Linked DNA regions of Homo sapiens: region 1 is linked to region 2. Evidence: read pairs that join two places in POLR2A ChIA-PET (ENCODE). Cell type or tissue: K562. All regions are shown on one strand. Links, peaks and the distances in the headings refer to the core of each region. The heading gives the core; the rest is flanking DNA.

Region 1 (5,372 bases), core at 93-5,092, 110 kb before region 2:
GCCCAGCGGGTGACAGGAGGGGCTGTGAAATTGGGGTGCCTGTTAGGGTCAGGGACAGATGCCCAGCGGGTGATAGGGGAGGGCCTGTGAAGTTGGGTTGCCCGTTAGGGATGGGGGCAGATACCCAGCAGGTGATAGGGGAGGAGCTGATGGAAGGAATGTGAAGTTCAAGTGCCTGTTAGGGGTGGGGGCAGATCAGCGAGTGATCAGATGTCCAAGTTTGAAGCGTGAGGGAGTCTGGCTGGAGTGGGTGTTTGGGAGGCAACGGCTTGGGGGTGATGTTGAGTTTCTGGCCTGTGTTGTCTCACCTGGAAAAAGAGGGTGCAAGGAGGAGAGGTTGTGCCCTGTGCAGTCAGGTGCATGAGGAGGCTATGGCCAAGGAGAGTGGACGCAGGCACTCATGGAAGTGGGGCTGGAGACCTGGAGAGGGTAGTGGCCAGGGAGCCAGGGTGCAGTGACTCTCAGCAAGGCCCCTTGGCTCATGGGCCAGGTCCAGCTACCACATTTTTGTAAGTGAGGTCCTGTGGGGTGGCACACCCCATGTTGATGTCTTGTGTGTGGCCACTTTCATTCCACCCCAGCAGAGCTGTGTAGTGGTGACGGAGACCATGCGTGGTCCTTCACGGAGAGTGCAGTGCCTGGCATGGGAGGGCCGGAGAGGTCTGGGGGCTGAGAGAGAGAGGGTGGGATCAGGGCCCCGGGAGGAGGGTCTGGCCTTGGAGGTGAAAAGGGACCACGTTCTCCTGTGGCCTCTGTGTGGGGCCAGGCGTGTCGTCGGGTAGGGGAATGGCTGGCCGGCGTGGGGGCCGTGTTCAAGATTGGGCTGCTTCTGATGTTCCATGGGGTGTCTTCACTTCCGTCCTTGCACTGCATCTCCGTTGACTAAGGTTTTCTGGGAAAGAAGCCCTGGAAACCTGCAGTTGGAAAAGGGTGGCTACAAGTTTCTCTTCTTGCTTCTTCCTGGGCTGTTGTCAAACTTGAATACTTTCCTTATATTTATTGTTTAAAATGTGATAATGAGAAGAGCCTTGGTTATTCATGTCCTAATTTTTTGGTCTTTTTTTTCTTTTTTTTCTTTTTTTATTTTATTTTATTATTATTATACTTTAAGTTTTAGGGTACGTGTGCACAATGTGCAGGTTAGTTACATATGTATACATGTGCCATGCTGGTGTGCTGCACCCACTAACTCGTCATTTAGCATTAGGTATATCTCCTAATGCTATCCCTCCCCCCTGCCCCTAGCCCACAACAGTCCCCAGAGTGTGATGTTCTCCTTCCTGTGTCCATGTGTTCTCATTGTTCAATTAGACGGAATTTCACTCTGTTGCCCAGGCTGGAGTGCAGTGGTACAATCACGACTCACTGCAGCCTGGACCTCCCAGGCTCAAGTGATCCTCCTACCTCAGCCTCCTGAGTAGCTGGGACCACAGGTGCACACCAGCATGCCCAGCTTTCTTTTTGAATTTGAAAGATTTTAGAGCTGGTGACCTTAGGTCTTTTAGTTATTTTGACGGTGGGTAAAAAGGTCCAGAAGGTGAGGTGATGTTTCCAGAGCTGTAAACTGTGCTGCAACACCAGTAACAGGACTTCTCCGGGGAGGTTGTGCATAATTTCCCTCCACACTCCTGAAATACCTCCCAACCATGCCTGCTTAGCAATGGTTAGCACACATTCACTGTCCACACCGTGTCTAGCTCTCTGTATAGAGGTGGTGGTGGTGAGGCGTGGTCCCTCCCCTCGAAGGCCAGGTATGGCTGAGGTCTGGGCAGCCTCTTCAGCCAGGAGCATGGGCACAGCAACTCCAGGGCTGAGCAGGGAGGGCCACAGCCCCTCCTGTGGGTACTGGCTTGCCTGACTTTGAGGAGCATGACTGAGTTGGTGTAGTTTATCCTCCTCCTAATTCTGAGAAGCAGACATCTTTGTGTCCCCATAGTCCAGAGCCTGCTGGGTGGCCTTGCAGCTGCTGTGGCAGAACGGCATCATGGGTCCTGTGTGTGGCCTGCCGACCCTCGCCATGGCCCTGGTGGGGAGTGGGTGGCCCTGGAGGGGGTGGGTCCTGTGTATGGCCCACTGGGCCCTTGCTGTGACCCTGGGGGTGTAGCTAGGTTGACCATGGTACTGAAGGTCTTGGCGCCCTCTTCTGTGTCTCCTGAGGGGCCATGTGGGGTGCTCAGGTGAGTATTCCCCGGTTGCAGAGGAAGGTGCAGTGAGATACCTGCTGCCTAGGGCTCCCTCTGGCCTCCTCCTGGTGGTGAGAGATGGTGTCGCCTAGGAAGGGCGGCTCTGGCCCACCCACGGATCTGCTTGGCCTTGGTGTGTGCTGCAAACCCACCTGTCAGGCCCTCCCCAGAAGAGGAGGCCAGCCTTAAATCTCCTAGAGCCTTCCTGGGCAGGGAGAGTGCGAGGTGCTTTGTGTTTGTTGATGTTGGGGTTCCCTGCAGTCTGGCTGAGACAGGTTCTCACAAGGCCTCCCGTGGGCTCCGGCCTCCCATGGGCTCCAGCCTCCCTGAGCCCCGCCTCTCCTCTGTGACTGGGTGCTGTAGTCACTGCTGGCCTCGGCCCCTTGCTGCCTCTGCATTGCGTGTTCGAGACTACAGAAGGCTCACCTTCCCGGCAGTCCCAGGCCTTGCAGGCTCTTCTAGAAGGTTCTCTGACACCTGCTCCCTTCACTGCTCAGTGGCAGTCACAGGCCGTGTCATCGTTGCTGGTCTTTGAATGTCACTATCTGTCTGCTCCCCTGGACCTCCCTTGGTGCCTGGACTGTGTCCTTTGTCTCCTTAGATACCCATACCCTAAGAGCTGCTTTCTTGGAGTTGGGAGACGGGGTCAGCCAAGGTGCCCTGGGTTCCTTGAGCTTTCACCACAATAAGCTGTCTACAGCATCCCTCGAACCCTGACATTTTTATTATTTGTAAGTCTCGTATCTTATTGTGTGTTGATGATAGAATTCTCTTACTTAATATAGCAGCTTCCTTTTCAGCTTCTCCTAATCTCAGGTACAGCCGACCTTCAGTACCTGTGGTTTGGTCCCAGGACCTCCTGCAGACGCCGAGGTCCCTGGTGTGAAGTGGCGTGGTATCACGTGTCCTCTCTGTGCGTCCTGCCATCAGCCTTATGTCATCTCTGTCACTTACAAGCCTGCCACGGTGGCGTGCTGTGGTTGGTGCTGTGTTGCTTAGGGAATAAAGACAGGAAAAACAGTCTGTGTATGTTCAGTGCAGGGACAGCTTTTTTTTTTTTTTTTTAGTATTTTTTGACCTGTGGGTTGTTGAATCCACGGATGTGGAGCCCAAGGATGTGGCGGGCTGGCTGTACTGGTGATTAGTGATCAGTTCACACGAGCAATGAGAGCTGGTGATCTGGACTGATCTACAGAGTGGACACCAACAGCTGATTGGCATGTATGCATGTCTGGGAAATTCAGTCCTGACCTTTCTACGGAGATTTAAGAGGAATACTGGGAGGTATTTGTGGAATACTTAAGCCACATCAGCGTAGAAGTTAAATTCATTGTGCTGTGAAGGAGTCGGGTCATTTCGCTTTAATGTGGCCCCTTACTTTTGTATATATTGAGCACATTGCAAGTGAAGTTTCCTCCCCCTCCTCTCTTCCCCTTCTCCCTCCCTCCCCCTCCTCTCCTTCCTCCTCATCCTTCTGTGTGTGAGCTTTTGTGGTTAGGTGTTGTCTATGGCCAGCTCTGTTCAGATACTAAAAACAGAGAGACCAATGGCAGATCCTGGGTGTGGCAACGCCCTGGCAGTCATGAAACAGGTGGATTCAAGAAAACGGCAGGCCCTAGGCGCTCCTGCCTGCCAGGCCAAGCTAGTGCTTGTGGGTGCTCCTGGGTGCTCCCAGGGATAGTCCTGCCTCGGGGAGTGGCTGTGCTGTGCCAAGCACCTGGGAGCGCCCTGCTGACCTCATGAGGCTGTGGGGCCACACAACTGTCAGCCCCACTCAGGGATAGGGGCAGGAGGGAGGGGCTCGCTCACTTGCCTGAGCCCACAGCCTTGGGTGGAGCTGGTTGCCCTGACTCTGCACCTGTATTGTCGGTGAGAGGAAGCGTGCCAGGATCTGTGTGGCCTGTGTGGCTGTGCTCTTCTCCCTGGGCTTTTGCCTGAGGCAGTGGTTTCAAATGCTCTTGGAATTGTAGCACCCAGCTGAAATTTAGTTCTGGTACACCTGTCATGCATGCGTTTATTAATTTTAATGTGATTTTCTATTGTTTGTTATAAACATCCAATAAACCTTTAATTGAACCATTATGTACAGAAATACCAACGAATCAAAACAGAGCATGCAAAATCACAAGTGCACCCAGGGCAAGGGGTGGACAGAAGCAGCCCCACAGAGGCCCCTGCAGGGCCTTCCCCTCTCCCCAGGTGCAGCCATCTTCCTGACCTCCTAATGTTGAACTTTTCATATGCTTACTTTCCAAACGAAATAAAATTTGTAGAAAGTCTTGATGTCCCCGAATAGAAACATCTTAGGGTGTTGTGAGCTGAGAGCGGGTGTGTGGCATTTGCTGCCTAAATACTTAGTGGCATCAGAGAGCAGTCTGGTGTGAAGGACCCACACCCCAGAATAGAGTGGCCTTGCAGATGTCATACACATCACCCAGGGGCTACATGGGTCTGAGACGGCTTCTACCTTCCTGTAGGAGGCCCCAGCCTTGATGGTCTCAGCTGTCTCGGCACAGCGGGCTTCCTGTCTGCCTGGGTCCCAGGTGGATGCTACACACATGGTGGATCAGTGTCACAGCTGGAGAGCCCCGGGTTCAGGAACTCCCCCATGCTGTAATGGGCATGTCAGCAAGACAAGCCTGCTTACCTCTGCCCCCAGAGGAGACGGCATCCTTAGTACCCGGCTCACATCCTCTCTCTGGCCAAGAGGGAGAAACCAGTCGCAGCCCCAGGCTGCTCGCCACGCAGGCATTCTGGAAAACAGTCTGGGCCAAAGCTGCCACGGACACTCAGGGATGTGAGGAGAGGTGCATCCCATCCACATCCACCCAGTCTCATCCTGTCTAGGCTTCCAGCGGGATTTCTCATTGATTAGCCTGGCTGGGACCAAATCTGTCCAGTCACAGGGCATTCAGTCAAGGCTGCCACCTCAGCCATGCCCCAGGGGCCCAGCTGCACAGACATCTGAAAGCCCCAAACATCCATCCCATTCACTCAGTGACAGGTTGTTGCCAAGGAGGGTAATTAATGAAATGGGGCCCTTCCCCTCTCATGACTTCCAGCCAGATGAGCAGGCGGCACCCTCCATGTGCTGAGTGCCATGCCCCAGAAGGAGGACAGGTGTGGGAGAAGGTGGGTGGGGCTCCATCTGTGGCCACATGGGTATTCTGTGGACTGGGGACCTAGCCA
Region 2 (5,372 bases), core at 272-5,271:
CCTCTTCCATGCACAGAAAGGGGGACTATCACCCCTCCTGAGGCTCTCAGAAAAGGAGAAGCACAGGCCGAATCAGCTCTTTCCAGAAACAGAGGGGCGATGACACAGACACACTCCTCTGAATCTGTGGGATGTGGTCAAAGCCCAGGCCCAAGGAAAGGTCATTGCTTACATGCCTACGCCTGTACATATAAAACAGCTGCAGACATTTAAACATCCAATTGCAAAAAAAAAAAAAAAAGTGTGTGTTGTGGGGGTAACCGGAGCTGAAAGTAGACACAAGGAAGGAACAAACACGATAGAAGCATGAAGGAGCCCCAAGTCAGAAAAGCACCGAAAACTCATATTTCAAAAGTCTGCTCCTTGGAAAATATCAAACAGTGGACAGGGGTTGGAGAGATCACTAACCTACCCAACACAGGAGATAAGAACAAAAATACACAAAATGAGAAATGACAAGTGAAAATGATCCATCAACTGAGACAAGGTAAGAAACCACACGAGAGAGTGTACAACTCTATATAAATTTAAATGAAAAGCAGCACTTTTTAGGAAAAAAAGTTTACTAAAACTAACCCCAGTAGAGAGGTTTTAGGCTGGGCACTGTGGCTTATGCCTGTAATCCCAGCACTTTGGGAGGTCAAGGCAGGAGGATCACTTGAGCTCAGGAGTTCAAGGCCAGCCTGGGCAACGTAGCAAGACCCCTGTCTAAAAAAATGAGTCGGGCATGGTGGTGCACACGTGTAATCCCAGTTACTCTGGAGGCTGAGGTGGGAGGATCGCTTGAACCCTTGAGGTTGAGGCTGTAGATATGATCATGCCACTTCACTCCAGGCTGGACCACACAGTGAGACACTGTCTCAAAAAAAAAAAAAAAAAAAAAAAAAAAACAGAGAGAGAGCCAGAGAAGTTTTATTAAATAGACCAAATTTTTATAGAAGAAATTGAGACATTTAAGAAAGAATATCCCCCCCACCCCGGTAAGTTTTTGGGGAGTCAAAAGCTATATATGGATTTTTTACTGCATGGGGGGATACCAGTAACCCCAACATTGTTCAAGTGTCAACTGGACTTTCTTTTACAATTTTAAATAGTTGCCCTAGAGTTCACAATAAAGAATTACAATTAATCTATGTCCACTTTCAAAAAAACACTACCATTTCCCAGGTAGTATCTCATCTACTGATGAGACATCAATAGCATGCTTCATTTCTGTTACAGTGGTTTTGAGTTCTAGCATTTTTTTTTGTTTGGTTGGTTTTTGTCTTCACATTTTATTTTTATTTTCGTAGATTTAGGGGTGCAACTGCAGTTTTGTTACATGGATATATTGCATAGTGCTGAAGTCTAGGATTTTAGTGTAACCGTCACCCAAATAGTGAACATTTTGCCCATTAAGTAATTTCTCCTTCCTCATCCCCGTCCCACCCTCCCACCTCTCTGAGTCTCCAATATCTATTATCTGCTTTCTATATCCATGTGTACACATTATTTAGCTCCCACTTATAAGTGAGAACATATGCTAATTGACTATTTCTGAGTTGTTTCATGTAGGATAATGGCCTCCAGTTCCATCCATGTAGCTGCAAAGGACATGATTTCATTCTTTTTTATGACTAGTATTCCATGATATATATGTATATTTTCTCTATCCAACCATCTGTTGATGGACGCTCAGGTTGATTTCCTGTCTTTAGCATTTCTTTTTATTCTCTGAGTTTCACTGCTCTGCTTTCAGTGCCCCTCTGTTCTTCTATGTGGCCCACTTTTCCCATTTCAGCCCTTAGTATATTAATCCTAATACTTCAAATTCCCAGTCCAATAATTCCAAAATGTCTGCCCTATCTGAGTTTTGTTCTGATGCTTGGTCTCTTCAGGCTGTGTGGGGTTTTTGTTTTGCTTATTTTGCCTTTTAGCATGCCTTGTAACTTTTTGTTGAAAGCTAGATATGACGTATTAAGTAAGAGGATCTGAGGTAAACTGGCCATTGGTGTGAGATTTATCTGACTAGCAATTAGGCTGTTTACCGCCTCCTGAAGCTGTGGTGTTTGAGTCTGAACTTTCCCCTAATGATGTTGTTTTTGTCTCCTCTGTTGTCTTTGGGTCTCCCTGGAGACTCCTTCTTAAATAAACAAGTAGCTCTTTCTGTAATCCTCTGATATTACATAGGAACCCCACGGATGTAGTGATAAGGTGTGGGGATGAGGAAGCATTCTTTAGTTCTGTGGTTAGGTCTCAGTCTGTTAGTGAGAAGGTCACCACCCAAGTGTTTTTCTTGCCTTCACTTTCCCCCCTTAAGTGTGATGGAAAAATAATGGGCTGCATTGGGTATTTCCCAACATTCAAGGCTAGGGCAGGCTGGATTCCAGTATTTCCCTTGCCATGGGTCAGACTGATAGAACCCAAGTCAGTTAGGCTCTGGTTAAATAGTTTCCCTTGAGAGCAGGCTTTGGTCAATGAGAATAGACAGTGCTGGGCATACTTAAAATTGGCTACTTTTCTCCTTGCTCTGCCACAAACGCTGGGGGATTCTTCTCTGCTCTTCACCCTGAGAGCCTGGTGTAGCTTCCAGGACTAAAACTCATAAAAGTGTGAGGACCCCTAAAAGTGGGCCCTAAGGGGTTTTAAGCTCTCAACTTAGCCCACGCTTAGTCTCCAGCAGTTCATCAATTACCCTTTAAGTATTTCCACTGGTGCTGACTCTGCTGGGGCTTCTCCTCCCCGTAAGCTGTGATTGTCTCTGTCCACCTGTCTGTCTCTCCAGTGTTCAGGGAGGTATTTTGTTCTGTGACCTCACTTCTCTTATGAATTTAAGAACAGTTGTTGATGTTTAGTTTGTTCACCTTTTTTCTTGTTGTAAGGATGGGAGTGATAACTTCCAACCTGTTTACATGCCAAAACGGAAGCTAGATGTCACTCAGATACTTCTATAAAGAGACATCTCGTCTTCTACTATTTGGTTGCCTAGTGACAAATTTATATAGAAAAGACAATGTCTTATTCTTTTCTTTAGAAGCTCTTGAGATCATGTGATTGTTCTTTTTCACCATCTAAAGCGGGCCAATTAGCTTTTAAATGTTTTTTTTAGGTCATGGATTTAAATGTATTTGATGGGTTTCAATTCATTGCAATTATTATTTCTATGAAAGCTCAAATTGCCCCATATTTGTACAACAGGAGCTTTGCCAGCTTGGTTCCTGAGTCCTTTTAACAGTGCTGGGCATAATAGTACTAATGGTATCTGCTAGCTTTCTTTTATATGGTTTGACAAGATGTTCAGGCTCATCTGGTCTATTTCCTGCCTAAGACCTAGAGTCAGTCATTCCCCCAAGAAGTCTTGTTTTTTTGTAGTCAAACATAGTATTACAAGAGCACGATCTGAGTGCTCGGGAGATCATTGCACTGAAGTTGGGATGTAAATTCCAATTTAAGTCCAGAGCTACAGAGTTTTTACTTATATTCTTTTAAAAAAAAAGCAATCTGTAGTTTGTATTCCATATTGAAAATACTTTCATCAGTTCTAACAGTTTTAGCGTTTTGTGGGGGTTTTTTGGGTGGAGCCTTTAGGGTTTTCTATATATGAGAAATAAAATGTCATCTGAAAACAGAGACCATTTCATTTCTTCCATTCCTATTTGGATGTATTTTATTTCTTTTTCTTGCCTGGTTTCTGTGGCAAAGACTTCCAGTACCATATTAAATGGAAGTGGTGAGAGTGGGCATCCTTGCCATGTTCTTGATCTTAGAGGGAAATTTCAATTTTCATCATTGAGCATAATGTGTTTCTCAAGGAGGTGATAGCCCATAATTATTCATTTGTTTTGCCACACATTCACAAACAACAATCTCATAATCACATAATTAATGTGAACACTACCAATATGATGACTGCAAACAGCTCAGATGTTTTGGTATGGCCTTTGTTTCCTCGCAGTCTTTAATATTTGTAACTATACTTACATCGCTGGAGCACATGCCAATTATGTTCTCTTCCCTTTAACTCTCATTTAGTGTTAGTGCAACAAGTGACTGTCTATTTAATTCTGGTCCTTGAATAAATGTCTCTTATGGATGTTTCAGGAAGGGCTCATGGAAGCAACCTTCCCTGATTTCCTACAAGTATATCTGTGTTCGTTTTATTCAAAGGGCAGTCTTCCTGGATATAAGTACTTGGCTCCCTTTTTCTTTGAATAAGTATCTTACATGTGGAACTCCATTTTATTATAACATTGAGGCTTGTTGTCAAAAATATCTGATATTAATAATTCATTGTCATCCCAGCACTTTGGGAGGCCGAGGTGGGCGGATCACCTGAGGTCGGGAGTTCGAGACCAGCCTGACCAATATGGAGAAACTCTGTCTCTACTAAAAATACAAAATCAGCTGGACGTGGTGGTGCATGCCTGTAATCCCAGCTACTCGGGAGGCTGAGGCAGGAGAATCGCTTGAACTAAGGAGAGGAGGTTGCAGTGAGCTGAAATCACGCCATTGCATTCCAGCCTGAACAACAAGAGCGAAAATGCATCTCAAAAAAAAAAAAAAATTTGTTGTCTTTCTGCTATGTCATTGGTCTTAGTGTTGATCTTTCTGAATTGATTCCCAAGTAGATAATGTGCTATTTTAATACTAATATAACATTTCAAAACTTTTTCTTTTTTTCTCCAAAGTTTACTGACTCCAGGTTACCAGCCCTTGTTAAAGTTATATAGACTTGGGTTTCTTGTTTGTTTGTTTTTAGTGGCTTATTTATTCATTTATTTTTGTAGAGAAGGGTCTCACCATGTTGCCGAGGCTGGTCTCAAACTCCTGAGCTCAAGCAATCCTCCTGCCTCAGCCTTCCCAAATGCTGGGATTACAGGTGTGAGTCATCATCACACCTGGCTTCAAAACTTTTCTTAATTTAGGAAAAGTTTTAATTATATTTTATTATTTGTTCTAGTATCTGAATCTTCCTTTCTTCTTAGGAATTCTATTAGTTTTTATTTTAAACTCTTCTGCCTACTTTATTTTTAATCAATTTTATCAAACTTTACTTATCAATTTCCTTGGGTCTTTCTTACCCTTTTCTTAATTCATCTTTCGTTTTTAAAATTGCCTTCCTGTCTGCTAGCTTAATTTTCATTTATGAGATGATTTTTTAAATTTTAATATTTTCCTAAGTACTATCACCTCATTTCTATGTTTTTCTAATTCTGACTTATGCTGTTTTTTCATGTCTTGTATCTTTTTTTTTTTTTTTCCGAGACAGGGTCTCACTCTGTTGCCAAGCCTGGAGACAGTGGTGCAATCATGGCTCACTGCAGCCTCAAACTCCCGGGCTCAGGTGATTGTCCCGCCTCAGCCTCTCAATTAGCTGGGACCACAGGTTTGTG

What was found. ChIA-PET counts read pairs that join two places held together with the same protein. Peaks named below come from ENCODE experiments on the same cell type or tissue, not always from the same donor. Only the 100,000 strongest peaks of a DNase experiment are listed, where the experiment ranks them.
Region 1: POLR2A ChIA-PET joins it to region 2 with 5 read pairs; 2 of 35 experiments call an interaction of 5 or more read pairs at or near these places.

What each region holds. Positions count from the first base shown.
Region 1 is chr1:227,740,945-227,746,316 of GRCh38, forward strand. All of the region lies in intron 1 of SNAP47 (synaptosome associated protein 47), which reads left to right. Among named protein-coding and RNA genes, the nearest start is that of SNAP47, 8.2 kb to the left of the region's middle. RefSeq lists enhancers at 1-295, 296-840 and a silencer at 828-1,031. In K562, for the core only: no CTCF peak of the experiment used is centred there; no DNase peak of the experiment used is centred there.
Region 2 is chr1:227,846,521-227,851,892 of GRCh38, forward strand. No RefSeq gene overlaps it. Among named protein-coding and RNA genes, the nearest start is that of PRSS38, 34 kb to the left of the region's middle. In K562, for the core only: CTCF peaks have their summits at 1,927 and 2,914; a DNase peak (open chromatin) is centred at 2,151.